Regions from separate parts of the Homo sapiens genome. Here region 1 is linked to region 2. The links are chromatin loops, found by intact Hi-C in ENCODE. Cell type or tissue: A673. All regions are shown on one strand. Each heading gives the region's core, and the rest is flanking DNA. Links, peaks and the distances in the headings are about the cores only.

The links. A loop is a pair of places that touch in the nucleus more often than their neighbours do. Peaks named below come from ENCODE experiments on the same cell type or tissue, not always from the same donor. Only the 100,000 strongest peaks of a DNase experiment are listed, where the experiment ranks them.
Region 1: it touches region 2 in a loop (2.4-fold over the local background); 1 of 110 quality-filtered maps calls a loop at or near these places.

What each region holds. Positions count from the first base shown.
Region 1 is chr1:192,130,287-192,134,696 of GRCh38, forward strand. No RefSeq gene overlaps it. Among named protein-coding and RNA genes, the nearest start is that of RGS18, 26 kb to the right of the region's middle. In A673, for the core only: a CTCF peak has its summit at 1,813; a DNase peak (open chromatin) is centred at 1,835; H3K27ac peaks cover 2,739 bases.
Region 2 is chr1:192,223,840-192,228,249 of GRCh38, forward strand. No RefSeq gene overlaps it. Among named protein-coding and RNA genes, the nearest start is that of RGS18, 68 kb to the left of the region's middle. In A673, for the core only: no CTCF peak of the experiment used is centred there; DNase peaks (open chromatin) are centred at 1,222, 1,652 and 2,022; H3K27ac peaks cover 3,222 bases.

The sequences.
Region 1 (4,410 bases), core at 215-4,214, 94 kb before region 2:
AGTTGGAGCATCCATGTCCAATATAAAAGCATTTGAGTTATACCAAACAGAGGAGGAGGCAGGGTGGGGGGTAGGAGGGTGCTGTCATACCCAGGTGTAGGCCTCTGTGATTAATCTCTCTGATGTGGAATTGCTTGAAGTTCCTTGCATACATCAGATTATTACATGCCTCTGTGTCTTCTATCGTGCTGTTTTCTGACTGAGATGCTCTTCCTCTGCTTCTTCACTCAGATAACTTCTTATCTTCAAAAAAGCAGCTCAGATATTATGTTCCAGAAAGCTTTCTCTTATACCTAAAACAGAACCAAGCTTCTCCCATGGCAACCAGCACAAATTTCATGTTAGAACCCTTAACACATTATATTGAGATGATCTATTAAGATGCATTCTTTTCTCTTTTTTTCTTTTTTTTATTATATTTTTAAGTTCTAGGGTACATGTACACAACGTGCAGGTCTGTTACACATGTATACATGTGCCATGTTGGTTTGCTGCACCCATTAACTTGTCATTTACATTAGGTATATCTCCTAATGTTATCCCTCCCCGCTCTCCTTACCCGATGACAGGCCCCGGTGTGTGAAGTTTCCCACCCTGTGTCCAAGTGTTCTCATTGTTCAATTCCCATCTATGAGTGAGAACATGTGGTGTTCGGTTTTTTGTCCTTGGGATAGTTTGCTGAGAATGATGGTTTCCAGCTTCATCTATGTCCCTACAAAGGACATGAACTCATCCTTTTTTATGGCTGCATAGTATTCCATGGTGTATATGTGCCACATTTTCTTAATCCAGTCTGATTAATGATGGACTTTTGGGTTGGTTCCAAGTCGTTGCTATTGTGAATAGTGCGGCAGTAAACATACGTGTGAATGTGTCTTTATAGCAGCATGATTTATAATCCTTTGGGTATATACCCATTAATGGGATGGCTGTGTCAAATGGTATTTCTTTTAGACTGCGTTGTAAGTTCTTTGAGAAAAGGAGCCAGAACACTTTGGCTTTGGGACTCCAGGGTAGCACATTACCTGTCATGTACTAGACACTGAAAATAATAAACGGGTTAATACTTTTTTTCAAAAAGCAGTTATAAGATGTCAGGCAGTGTTTTAAGTGCTATACCTGTATTCCATCCTCATGACAACTTTTTGAGGTAAGTACTATTAGTATCATCATGTAAAAAAAAAAAATTAAGAAACTGAAGCATAGTGAAGCTAACTGGCCTGCAGTTCACTTAACTAGCAATTGATGAGCACAAGACAGGCTGAGGCTCAAATCTATGCTCTTCAAAGCTACCTATCATTGCTTCTCTCGAGTTAAATATTAAACAATAACATCTAACCAGTAGAACACACAATTTTTTAGCATTTTGGTATTTAATCTGGGCTAAACTCTGTTCTGTGTCTCTACATAGTTTTCAAAGGAAGAAACTAAAATTCACTCTCAAATCACATGATATTTATAAAAGCACTGGTAATAAAATACTTTCATCACAGCATTCCTAAAAAATCACATGACTTTTAAGTAACTAGTGTAGATTTCCTGCTGTACCAGAAATTTACTTAGAAAGTTTACTTGACGGTCTGAAAAATAAGATGCTCTGTTTACCTGTTACTGGTTTTTAGTGATTAATACTCTCTTGAGAAAAAAATTCAATGACTGTTTATGAAAATATTTATGATCGATAATCAACTTTCAATACATTGTTTAGCTTTGTAAATAAACCCAAAATGTGAGGCTGCTAGTACACATGCTGTTAATGGCAGTATACTCGGTGAATTTCAGAGAACAAGCCTCCAGTGGCACTGCAAGCCATGTTTCACACTGCGTGCATCCTGTTTCCTGTCGACAGTGGCTATAATAGGCACATAAACTAAAATTTATGCACTATTTAATCTGTAAATGTTCTGTGCCTTTAGCCCCTAGCAATGGAAATATGCCAGTAGCTTTCTCTTATATAATTGTCTTTCTCCATCAGATTTCAGGAAATTTTAACTATTATAAAGTTATAAATTTTTAACATGATATCTGCATTAGTAGGCCCACAATAATCTTAAATCCAGATGGTTATTTCAAAATAAAATAATACCACTGTCACCTGATCAAAAAAGCCTACAGTCTACTTCCAAGATATATTTTAGTAAAAACAACTTTAAATGCATCATCTAAGTAAACTTGGGGAACCATTTACATATCTAGGAACTTCAGGCCAAATCTCAATGGAAAGATAATACTTCTAAAGGCAGTATTTAAAAAAAAAATGAATGGAACAAGTTGAAGTGATTTATTTTTCTAGCCAAATCATATAATTTAACATTGACCTTTACTTTCTACTAATCTAAATTTTTAACAATCTCTTTTATGCAATTATTTTAGTTACATTATTTACTCTCTACATTCTTCTAAGTAAATCTCAATAAGCAAACAAGAAATATTTGTATTATGATGATTATTTAAAATTTTAACTCTCTGTATTTTTTCTAATAAATATTCTAGTAAATAGTAATTTTACCAGAAAATGAAAAGCAGAGAAAAAGAAAAATTAAATGAGAAGCCTATGAAAATGCACTATTTGTCCATTGATAATTAGGAATTTATGAACCTAATCAAATGCATCATTTTTAAAAGTTACTTTCTAATTATGATCCCATAAACCAAAGCAATCTCTCCAATATAGAGAACTCAATGAAACAATAATATGTTTCAGGTTTCTGCTGGAGAGTTTAATATTATTATAAATGCCTACAAAATACTCCCGCTTTCATGGAAGTTGGGTTTATCAAAAGTAGGCATCCTGTTTCTTGAAGGCTTCAATCAGGTGTAAAATTTGAATATGCATTTGGCTCAACAGTTTTTAAGGATTTGTTCTGAGAGCTGTGGGCTAAACTATTAAGTATAATTTAATGAGAATATCTTATTTAATTTTGTATATTAGTTTAAAATTATATCTTTTTTATGCAAGACAACTACTAGAGATAAGAATGAAAAATCAATTTACTTGCATACTTCTTTAGAAGTTTCAACACTTTTTCCATGTAAGTTTAAGATCTTGCTTCTTCTATTTACATGTCAGAAATAAGACAGTGGCATTTTTGAACAAAAACATAATCATTGATGAGGATTGGAGAGATAGAATTGAGTGGTTTTGACTTTTAGGAAGTAGTTTATAATCTGGTATACCATGGATTTCTGAAGTGCAGAGTGATTACAAAGTGAAGGTGAATATTTTTGCATGTAAGTCATGGATGTAAAATAAATATGTAATATTACATCATGCACTTATATATCTCATTGTCTGAAACACATAAATGCCATGATAAATAGTGTACATACTTACTTAAAAGCATTACTAAAATCACTGTAGTTTTTGTCATGGTGTATTTCTCAATCAACAGATGCTGAAAGTACCACAACAAGCATGGTGTAAGATTATATTGATACTATAAAAACATATTTGTGTTTGAAATAGTTGGGAAAAACTGCTCTGAAAGGCTGTCGCTAACAGGCAAATTAGTCATATTTTCCTGAATGTATCACTCATCTGTGACTCAGAGAATAACTTTAATATATCACTATATTAAAAGAACCACTTTGTACCAGGAGTGAGGAGGTAAAGGACATAAATGACTTGTGAAGACAAAAAAAAAATTATTCTTATTTCCACAATCACATTTTATTAGAGATCTGAATTCTAAAATGTAAGCGTCAGTCAGAGAGACCATAGCAGAAATCTGTCTGAAAAACAAAATGCATGTAGACTCCAAATCACTTCTACCTTGGATGTGGCACATTGTCATTCAACCAAAATCTCAACTATCAACATTATTTAATGTTACCCGCACCCTGTTTTCTGAATTTTTTTTTTTTTGCTATAAATGGATATAAGAAGAAGAATCACCTTCAAACACATCCAGGCCTCAATCTTCAAAATTTATGTGTATGTTAAGTTACAAGGCAAAGGGGAATTAAGGTAATGGATGAAATTAAGATTGCTAGTTAGTTGACCTTAAAACAGAGAGTATCATGGTTTATTCATGTGGAATCAATGTAGTCACAGGTGTCTCTAAATATGGAAGATAGAGGCAGAAAAGTCAATATTAAAATGATGCCATGGGAGAAAAACTGAAACCCCCAATGTTGGCTTCGGGAGGGAGCCATGAGCCAAGGGATGCAAGCAGCCTCTAGAAGCTGGAAAAGGCAAGAAAATGCATTCTTGGCCAGGCACAGTGGCTCACACTGTAATCCCAGTATTTTGGGAGGCTGAGGCAGAAGACTCGCTTGAGCCCAGGAGTTTGAGACCAGCCTGGGCAATAGAGTGAGACCTCATCTATACAAAAAAAAATTAAAAATCAGCTGAGCATGGTGGCTTATACCTGTTGTCCCAACTACTCAGGAGGCTGAGGCGGGTGGATC
Region 2 (4,410 bases), core at 278-4,277:
GTAACATTTAATCAGTTGTGTGACATTGGGAAATTAATTTAATCTATGAGAGAATGTTTATTCCCTTATAATAACGACAAAAATAATTACACATATCTCATGGTGATTTTGTGAAGATTAAATATAGATATATATGAAACTACTAGCTCATACTAAGGTTTACCTGCTTGCTTGTTGCATTGTTTAACTGAGGTATGAAGACTTAAATAATTCAAGAGTTGAAGAACAACTCAAGGCAGTCACCTAGTTGATGTCAGAGGGAGCATTTCCAAAGCAAAGGCTTCCAAAACAACAACAAAAACAAAAATAAATAAATAAACAAACAAACAGTTCTTTATTTGGATTTTAGCGAATATGTGAGATTTAGAAAAATAAATGTAAAAAAATATTGCCAGTGGGGGAAATATTTGTCTGACTAAGGGCTATGACAAAAATTTAGAAAGACCAACTTAATTAGAATGGAGATACCATTGTGAACCCCTGTAAGAGATAATAGTCTTCACTTTATGGAAATCTAAGGCAGAGAGCATTAATTTTAAATTTACAAGTGTATATAGTGAATGTATCCCAACCTTGGCTATCTACCAGAGTAACAGAACAATGGGAAAAGGGAATTATTTAGTATTTTGAGAGGTATTGGACAGAGCTGAAGCAAATATCAGCATAGTTCTTCTGTTGAGGAGGCCACTGAGAAATAGTTCTCTGGCTGCTGTCCACTGGGTGAGGGTTCATATGAGTCTGTGGACCCATGCTGTGTTTGCTTCCCTGTATTCAGAGCACACAATTAAGATGGATATACTTATCAGCTAACAAAACCACTCTGGTTAGTGGACAAGAGTCAAGTCAAAGTTCCTAAAGCTCCAGCCACTAGTAAATCAGAGACAATAATGCATCATCAGTGGAATTAAAAATGTTAGTTCAACCCTCAAAGTCTTAAAAGTGGTAGGAGTAATGAGTGATTCCCACAATATCCCCATTCATCATATCAATATGGTTGCTGAAAAAGACAGATGAATCATGGTGTGATAATACATTATTATTAACTTAAATGAAGAGTAGAAAAGTTGCAGCTGATGTGCTATAAATGATGGTGCAGATCCACACTGCTCTGGCACTTGTCATGCAGCTCTAGATCAAGAGCTGCAATCAACAATCTTTTTCTGTAAAGGGCCACTTAGTAAATATTTCAGGCTTTGCAAGCCATATGGTCTGTGTCAACTCTGTCATTGTAGCACAAAATTAGCCATAGGCAATATGTAAATGAATGCAAGTGGCTGTATACCAATAAACCTTTATCTGAAAAAATAGATGATGAGTCAGGTTTGTCCTATTGGCCATAGTGTGACAAACCCTGATCTAGAAAATATGGCTTTTCAATTTCTATTAGTAAAGATGTTCATATATCTCTAAATGATGAAGCAAATCATTATCTTTCCCAGAGCTATTTTCCCTTTCCTGCTCTCTATAAAAAAATTTAATCATTTTTACTTTTTGTATACTATCTCACCGAAACTAGAGATTTCCATGGTAGATAGGAATGTTATATGGTGTTTCTAATATGTCTCAATAGAGGTTGGAGTGCAAACCTCAAGGAGAAAACTACTTATCATATGAAAAGGAGATCCTGGTGTGCTCCTTGTGCCTAGTAGAGACTGAGTGCCTGGCTACAGACATCAAGCTGCACTAAAACTAGAACTGCCAATATAAGCTAGATATTGTCACTACCACCACAACGTAAGATAGGATATGCATATGATGAAAATGGTATACTTGAGATCAAACCAAAGGAGATCCAGAAGTCACTAATAATTTACTTGTTACTTGAAGAGGTAGCTTACATGGACAAATTACCTGTCTCTATTACACAGTTGTCCCTCCCTCAGACCCTACCAATGGTCTTGTCGACGTTCCCTGTTCAACTGAAAATAAAGAAAAAAAAATCCTGAGCCTAGTTTACAGATGAATTATCCTGGTATTTGAATGGAAGCCAGAAATGAATATTTTTACACACGGCTCCATAGGGGGTGGTCCTAAAGACACAGAAAACAGAAATCTTCCCAGTAGTAAGAATTTAAGCAATATGCTTAGTCATTTCCTTTTACACAGGAAAAAGTAGTTGAGATGAATATACAGATTGTTGGGCAATGGTGAATGGCCTAGTTAGTTTGTTAACAGACTAGAATGGACAAGATTGAAAAGTATAGTAAAGGAGTTATGATGGAGAGTAATGTGAATGGGACCTGAGTGTGAGTGGACCTGAAGTATGAAGCATTTTGTATATCGCATCAAAGCCTACAAGAAAACATCAGCTACAGAGAAGATGCCGAACAACTAGTTAGATAAAAAAGACTTGTCCAGTAGATGTCATCCAGCCTCTGTCTTTGGTCATTCTATTGCTGGCTCAATTAACTAAAAAGTGGAGTATCATGGTGGCAGGGACAAAAGTTATATGGCCACAAAAGGTATAGACTCCCTTGTACCAAGGCTTTTATTGTTCCAAACATTACTGAATGTCTGAACTTTTCAGCAGCGGAGAACCACTTGGTGCTATGTTGTATACATCAAATCTCTTCTATCATGAACAAATCAGTGATTCATTGTTGGTGCAACAGTTTTTCACTCTGAAATAATGTTTTTCTTCCTTGCCTCAGCACTACTATCTAATTTCTGACAGATTTACTAATGTCCCATACTAAATGATACTGCCCTTAACTAATGAAGTAATTGTATAGCAAAGGAGCTATAACAATAAACATGCACTCATGGGATTCACCAATCCTGTCATATAGCATATTGCCCAAAAATTCACACCCTGAATTTTGGAATAAATATTCAAAGATTCACTCACCTAAGATGAAAACTTGGAAGAGATATCTTGCCAGGTTGGAAAAATCTCCTCCAGGATAAGGTATTAACACTGAGTCAATAACAATTAGATGCTGTTTTGCATCCAGTAGCTAAAACATGTGAAACCAAGAACCACAGGATAGAAATAGAAATGGCTGCTATCTTCACTCTCAGCAATCTACTTAGAGAACTTTTATTTGTCTTCCACGCAACATTAGGCTCTAAAGGTAAGTGAAATATTGGACTGTAAAGGCAGTGTCATACAATGGGGAATCAGGGGATGCGTCGACCAAAAGACACAGCAAGGGTTCCATTAAACCTAATGATATAACTGATACTAAATCATTTTGGGCACCTCATGCCAGTAGGCCATCAGATAAAGTAGTGAACTACTGTCATAATAGGTCGGGTTGATGCTTTATAATAACAGCAAAGAGAGATATGTCTTGGAACTTAAGGGATACACTGGAGCATTGCCCAGTAACAATAGTTAAAATGCAATTATAGCCACCATAGCCAGATAAAAGCAAGGTGACTGAGATTCATAGCCCTAAGGGATAAAGGTTTGAGTCCACAAGGCAAGCAATCTAGGTCAGAAAACATGCTCCTGCGGATGAAGGTAATCTAGAATAGGTGATAAAGGGTTAATACGAAGAATACCAATTATATATTTTAGATTAGTGGCAGCAACATGATTAGCTGTCTCTACCAGCCTTATAGTTTAAGATTTTTAAAAAAATATATAGATTGTAGCTAGCCATCTGCATGGAGTACCAGCAACAAGTATGTTCATTGTGAGGCATGAGCAAATTTAGGAGGTATGAGTGTTGGACAGCAGCAGTTCTTTAGATGCCTCATATCACTTCCCTTGATATACCCGAGTTTACCTGAAGTTGTGGTTTCTGACACAGAAACACTCATTCTCGGACCGACAAGAGCTTGTTTCACAGTAATGTGATACAGCCTAGAGTGGCAGGGATGGAGAAGATGTGCCCAGAACAATCTACCACGGATGGAAGTCTGTGCATGTCCTAAGCTCCCATTGCCTGGTAAGGTAATTCTGAGGCATGTTACAGTTTCTCAGAAATTCCCCCAAAGAGATTGAGCTACAGTTGGTAACAGTGACACATCATTAATTAATGCACATTTTATTGGCTTTTCTCTCCTGAGCCTCTTTTCATTTTCCCTCTTTTTTTGTGGGGAGATGCTTTTTTTTTTCTTTTTTTTTTTTTTTTTTGAGACGGAGTCTCGTTCTGTCGCCCAGGTTGGAGTGCAGTGGCGCGATCTAGGCTCACTGCAAGCTCCGCCTCCCGGGTTCACGGCATTCTCCTGCCTCAACCTCCCAAGTAGCTGGGACTACAGGCATGCACCACCACGCCCAGCTAATTTTTTTGTATTTTTAGTAGAGACGGGTTTTCACCGTGTTAGCCAGGATGGTCTAGTTCTCCTGACCTCGTGATCCGCCCGCCTCAGCCTCCCAAAGTGTTGGGATTACAGGCGTGAGCCACCGCACCCGGCCCCCGGAGAGATACTTCTTAAGATTATTTTCTAAGTGAATTACCT